Linked DNA regions of Homo sapiens: region 2 is linked to region 1. Evidence: read pairs that join two places in POLR2A ChIA-PET (ENCODE). Cell type or tissue: Panc1. All regions are shown on one strand.

Evidence for each region. ChIA-PET counts read pairs that join two places held together with the same protein. Peaks named below come from ENCODE experiments on the same cell type or tissue, not always from the same donor. Only the 100,000 strongest peaks of a DNase experiment are listed, where the experiment ranks them.
Region 2: POLR2A ChIA-PET joins it to region 1 with 5 read pairs; 6 of 35 experiments call an interaction of 5 or more read pairs at or near these places.

The regions. Positions count from the first base shown.
Region 1 is chr22:38,192,040-38,194,539 of GRCh38, forward strand. No RefSeq gene overlaps it. Among named protein-coding and RNA genes, the nearest start is that of MAFF, 8.7 kb to the right of the region's middle. In Panc1, no CTCF peak of the experiment used is centred here; no DNase peak of the experiment used is centred here.
Region 2 is chr22:38,706,388-38,708,887 of GRCh38, forward strand. It overlaps GTPBP1 (GTP binding protein 1), which reads left to right. Exons shown (of 12, transcript NM_004286.5): 2 at 2,458-2,500. Among named protein-coding and RNA genes, the nearest start is that of GTPBP1, 1.7 kb to the left of the region's middle. RefSeq lists an enhancer at 1-372 and a silencer at 66-205. In Panc1, no CTCF peak of the experiment used is centred here; a DNase peak (open chromatin) is centred at 1,173; H3K4me3 peaks cover 1,682 bases; H3K27ac peaks cover 1,397 bases.

The DNA.
Region 1 (2,500 bases):
ACAGGAACCTGAGTCAGCCTGGGGATGATCTGGGAAGCCTGCTGAACAAAGTGGCATCTGAGCTGGGGACTGAAGCACAAGCCGGGGAGGGAGTTCCAGGAAGAAGGACTGGGAAGATTGAAAGCACGAGGCAGTAGAAGAGAATGATGGGTATGAGGACAGAGTTCACGGTGGCTGCAGCTGAGAGGAGGTGGTGGAAGCAGGCAGAGGCCAGATCGAGGAGGCTTATGGAAAGAGTTTACACTTTGTCCTGACAGCACTGGGGAGCCATGGAAGGGTTGTGAGCAGAGCAGTAGCCTGGCCAAGTTTAGGTTTTAGAAAGCTCTCTCTATCCTCTGCATGGAGGCTAGAGGCAGGGGGACCAGGCAGAAGGCTGCTGCAATTGTCCTGGAGCCAGGTGCTGTGGCTTGAACAGAGGCCATGGCTGAGGGAAGAGAGAGGCTGGAGAGAAGTTAAGGAGATGAGATCACTGAAGCCTGGTGACTTGTTTGCTGTGGGAGGGAGGGAGAGGGTGAGGTGAGCATGATGGCCTGGTTTCTCTCCAGGGTGACTGGGGAGGAGGTGGCATCATCAACCTGTTGGAGAAATTAGGTGGGGAGGGTGGCGCTAAGCTCCACTGAGACAACGTGGAGTTAGACGTGCCAGGGAAGGGCAGGGGAAAATACATGTCATCCATGCAGTTGCTTAAGCAGATCTGGTCCATGAGAGACAGCTGGGAGCCCAAAATAGAGATCTGGGAGTCCTCAACATCAGGTGGCACCTGAAATCTTGAGGTAGGGATAAGGTTCCCCAGCAATAAGAAAAGAGGGCAAAGGCTAAAGCTCTGAGCCTCGCTAAGAATTAAGAGGCCAAGATGGAGGGCCAGGGATGAAAGCTGAAAAGATAGGAGGGAAATCTGAGCTTTAGAAGGCAAGGGGAGGTAGGCATGTGGCTGCATGCCTGTAACCCCAGCTATTCGGGAGGCTGAGACGGGAGGATGGCTGGAGCCCAGGAGTTCAAGGTTACAGTGAGCTATGATGGCACTACTGCACTCCAGCCTGGGCAAGGGAGGGAGACCCTGTCTCAAAACAAAGACAAAAACACCAAGGAGAAAACAGTGTTTCCAAAAAGAGGGGAAGAATAGGCCGGGCACAGTAGCTCATGCCTGTAATCCCAGCACTTTGGGAGGCCGAGGTGGGTGGATCACCTGAGGTCAGGAGTTCGAGACCAGCCTGGCCAACATGGTGAAACCCTGTCTCTACTAGAAATACAAAAATGCCGGGTGCAGTGGCTCACGCCTGTAATCCCAACACTTTGGGAGGCTGAGGCGGGTGGATCGTGAGGTCAGGAGATCGAGACCATCCTGGCTAACACGGTGAAACCCCGTCTCTACTAAAAATACAAAAAATTAGCCGGGCGTGGTGGCGGGGGCCTGTAGTCCCAGCTACTTGGGAGGCTGAGGCAAGAGAATGGCGTGAACCCAGGAAGCAGAACTTGCTGAGATCACGCCACTGCACTCCAGCCTGGGTGACAGAGCGAGACTCTGTCTCAAAAAAAAAAAAAAAAATTAGCTGGTCGTGGTGGCAGGCACCTATAATTCCAGCTACTCAGGAGGCTGAGGCAGGAGAATCGCTTGAACCCAGGACGCAGAGATTGCAGTGAGCCGAGATGGTGACACTGCACTCCACCCTTGATGACAAAGCAAGACTCCATTTCAAAAAAAAAGAGGAAAAAAATTAAAAGGAAGGGAGATTGCAACACCATTGCATGCTGTCAAAGGTCAAGACAGATTAGGGCTAAAATTGGACCTGGATTTAGTAACAAAGAGGCCACTGGGACCCCGGCCAGAGTCCCTTCAGAGGTTTCTTGAGGGCAGCCCTCAGCCCGTGAGGGATTGGGAATGAGAGGCAGTGAGAACCCAGAGGCAATGAGTGGGGATGACTTGAGGTTTGCCCACAAAGGGAAGAAAAAACAAGGGTGGGTGTTAGGGTGAGGGTGGAGTGAAAGGTGGGGTTCAGGGGTGGCTGCTAGAGATGACAGCCACTTGGAGACATTTCAGTCCCATCTCCAGTGTGGTGGCAGGTGCCTGTAGCCCCAACTACTTAGAAGGCTGAGGCAGGAGAATCACTTGAACCCAGGAGGCAGAGGTTACAGTGAGCTGAGATCTTGCCACTGCACTCCAGCCTGGGCAACGGGGCGAGACTGTCTCAGTAAAAAAAAAAAAAAAAAATCCAGACGACCCCAGTACCTACTGTTATTATTGTTTATGAATCTCGTTGATGTGCCTAAGAGCTGTCATCTCCCAAAATTCTATGAAGTATCTGTATCACCCCCACTTTATAGATGAGGAAACCGAGGCTAGGAGGGCTGAAGCCATTTGCTTCAGAGGGAGGGGATGGGGACTGGGGTGTGGGCATGGGGATTCTGGAAGGAGGAGAGGTAGGTTTAGGGCAAGACAAAGGACAGCCTCTGAAGGGACTGGGAGGGAGAGGGAAGGGCAGGTGCAGAGGGTCGAGGCAGT
Region 2 (2,500 bases), 510 kb after region 1:
CCCGTCTCCCGCCGAGATCGTAACCCCTCGGCTCTGCCACGTGGAACGGGGGCGCCCGATGCCAGCTGCGCTCCGCGCGTTCCCTGTCCCCGCTCAGTGCCCCTCCCCGTTCTTCGGGTCCCCACTTGAGGGGATTCGGAGACCGAGAGTCTCCTCTCCCTGGACCGCGCGGGACAGCAGAGGGGCGAGGGGGCCCGGGCAGGGGGCCGAGACGCTCATGAAGACAGGTAGTCGGAGGCCAGGGCAGGGTGGCCGCCGCGTCTCTTCCCAGACTCGGGAAAGGAAACAGAAAGTAGTCGCTCAGCTGGGGAGGAGCATGTCCGAGAATGTCTACTTTTCGAGGCCACCCGAAACAAAATGGAAAGATGGTCAGGCTCCTTAGTCTCGCTATCCTGTGAGTGGAAGCTCATCTTGTATGAGTGGAGCAGTGAAGGACGTTTAAAACCGTGTTTTTTGAGCTGTCGAGAAGGTAGGCAGGAATTAAGGCCTCGCCAACGGCTTGACATTGTGAAGAATAGAAAAGTAAATACAAGATGTGACTGGTGTTTTGAAGGTGCTTAACGTTCCTTAGGGAAAGAATGCCAACTTGGGAGTCAGACAGGGCTGGGTTCCCTTTCCTGCCCTACCATCGAAAGGCTCTGTGACGTTGGGAAAGTTTCTTAACCTTTCAGTTCTCCAACCACCTCATCTTAAGAAAGTACAGATGGGTTGTAAAAATTAGAAATATTTAAGAAGACACCTAATAGTGCCTGATGCATACTAGAGACTCAGTAAATGTTTGAAGTGAACGAGATAGTTCCTAATTTCCTGTGCAGATTAAATAGCAGTGGGTGAAAGATAGAACACCAATACCACCACTTACATTTGTAGGATAGTTACGATAGACATTTTATCCAGCTTTGAAAATGTTTGTGACTTTTTATAGTTTATGGCGGCAAATTTGCATGAAACTTGGTCCTAAACTGGGGAGGAACTTTCCCTGCAACCTAAGCAAGTTATTTTCAACTGCTCTTTGCCATTGTAGTCTCAGGTGAGCACTTGGAAGCCAGCTAGCCTGTCAAAGTTGGTCCTGTCTTGTGCCTGTAAGGCCATAATGAGGATGGCCAAACTTAGAGAGAGGGATGGCCAGGACGATGTAAAAGACCCAGGAAACATCCAGGTTACAATTACAAGCTCTGATGAGTCAACTCAGGAAGTTACAAGATTATGGACCTGACTCAAGAGCAAACAAACTGGATGTCAACACATGGTCAAGGTGCTGAAGAAACATGATAGGAAATTGCAGGGCAGAGTTGCAAAGACGGTAGTACCTTCATTTCTTGACCAGCTCATTTAATATTCCTAGAAGTGTTATTTCATCACATAGCTGGGGAAGTCCTCCTTACAATTAAAAAAAATCATATGTATATTAATATCGATGATATCAAAAAGAAAAAGTGATGGTGTGGAGGGAGAGAAGGGTTGGGTTGAATAGATTGATTCCGGAGGAACAGATTAGAAGCGAAAGGTTCATGTCCTTACGATAGAAAATGTGGAGACCTAAGGCTCCGAGAGCTTCCAAAGGGAGAAACACTTAGTGAATAGTGGTGGCTAGTTTCATCCAACAAGGTTTTTCTGGGAATGATTGGGTGAAGAAAACCTTGTAGTTTCACATTTATTGAGCTGTGGACTAGATGCTTTACATGTTATTATATTTGCTCTTTACAGTGGCCTTAGGATGCAGGTAGTATTAGCTCCGTTTTATAGATTGAAAAACTGAAACTCAGAGTGGTTAAATTCTTTGTCCAAGGTCACACAGGAGTGGTTAGAGAATGGGGTCTGATTGCCAAATGGCTTACCCAAGTAAATGGTTGACACTTCAATGTTATTGGCAGACATTTGCAAAATGACGGTGCTAATACTCCTCGTAGTGGTAATGGTGATGGTGCTTTGTTGATGAAGATGAGTCTTGCAGGCAGTTTTCATTCCCAAATATTCAATATAGCTAAGACAAGATAGAACAGAATTCTTTTGTTATCCTGGAAGCCACTGGCCTGTGGGTGGAGGGCATGGAGGTATATGAGGTATATGTCTTGTGGGCTTCCAGATGCCAACTGCAGGTAGAAGACTTTGGCATGTAGATGGAAAGCACTGCGCTTTCTATCCACAGTGCCATATTCTCAGTCACTTGGGTCCTGCCCTTCCTGTTAAGCAGCAGGAGGCAGGCTGCTTGTGCCCTCTTTACCATGGGTTATGGCTCAGACATACACATTGTAGTATATTATTTGGCTCATATAAGGCCTGAGGCTCAAAGGCTACTTCAGGAGAAGCAGAGAGGGCATGAAGGGGCTGTGCAGCCTTTTTAGATGAGGGTGCTATGGGGTTCAGTCAGGATCTTTGGTTAGGCTATATTGATCAGCTTTGGCTGTGGTGCTCTTCTAGCAAGTGTGGTCCTAAGGCTGTTGGTTTCTTTTCTAGCTGGTTCTAGTGAGCCCTACATCAGAGCAGTATGACAGCCTAC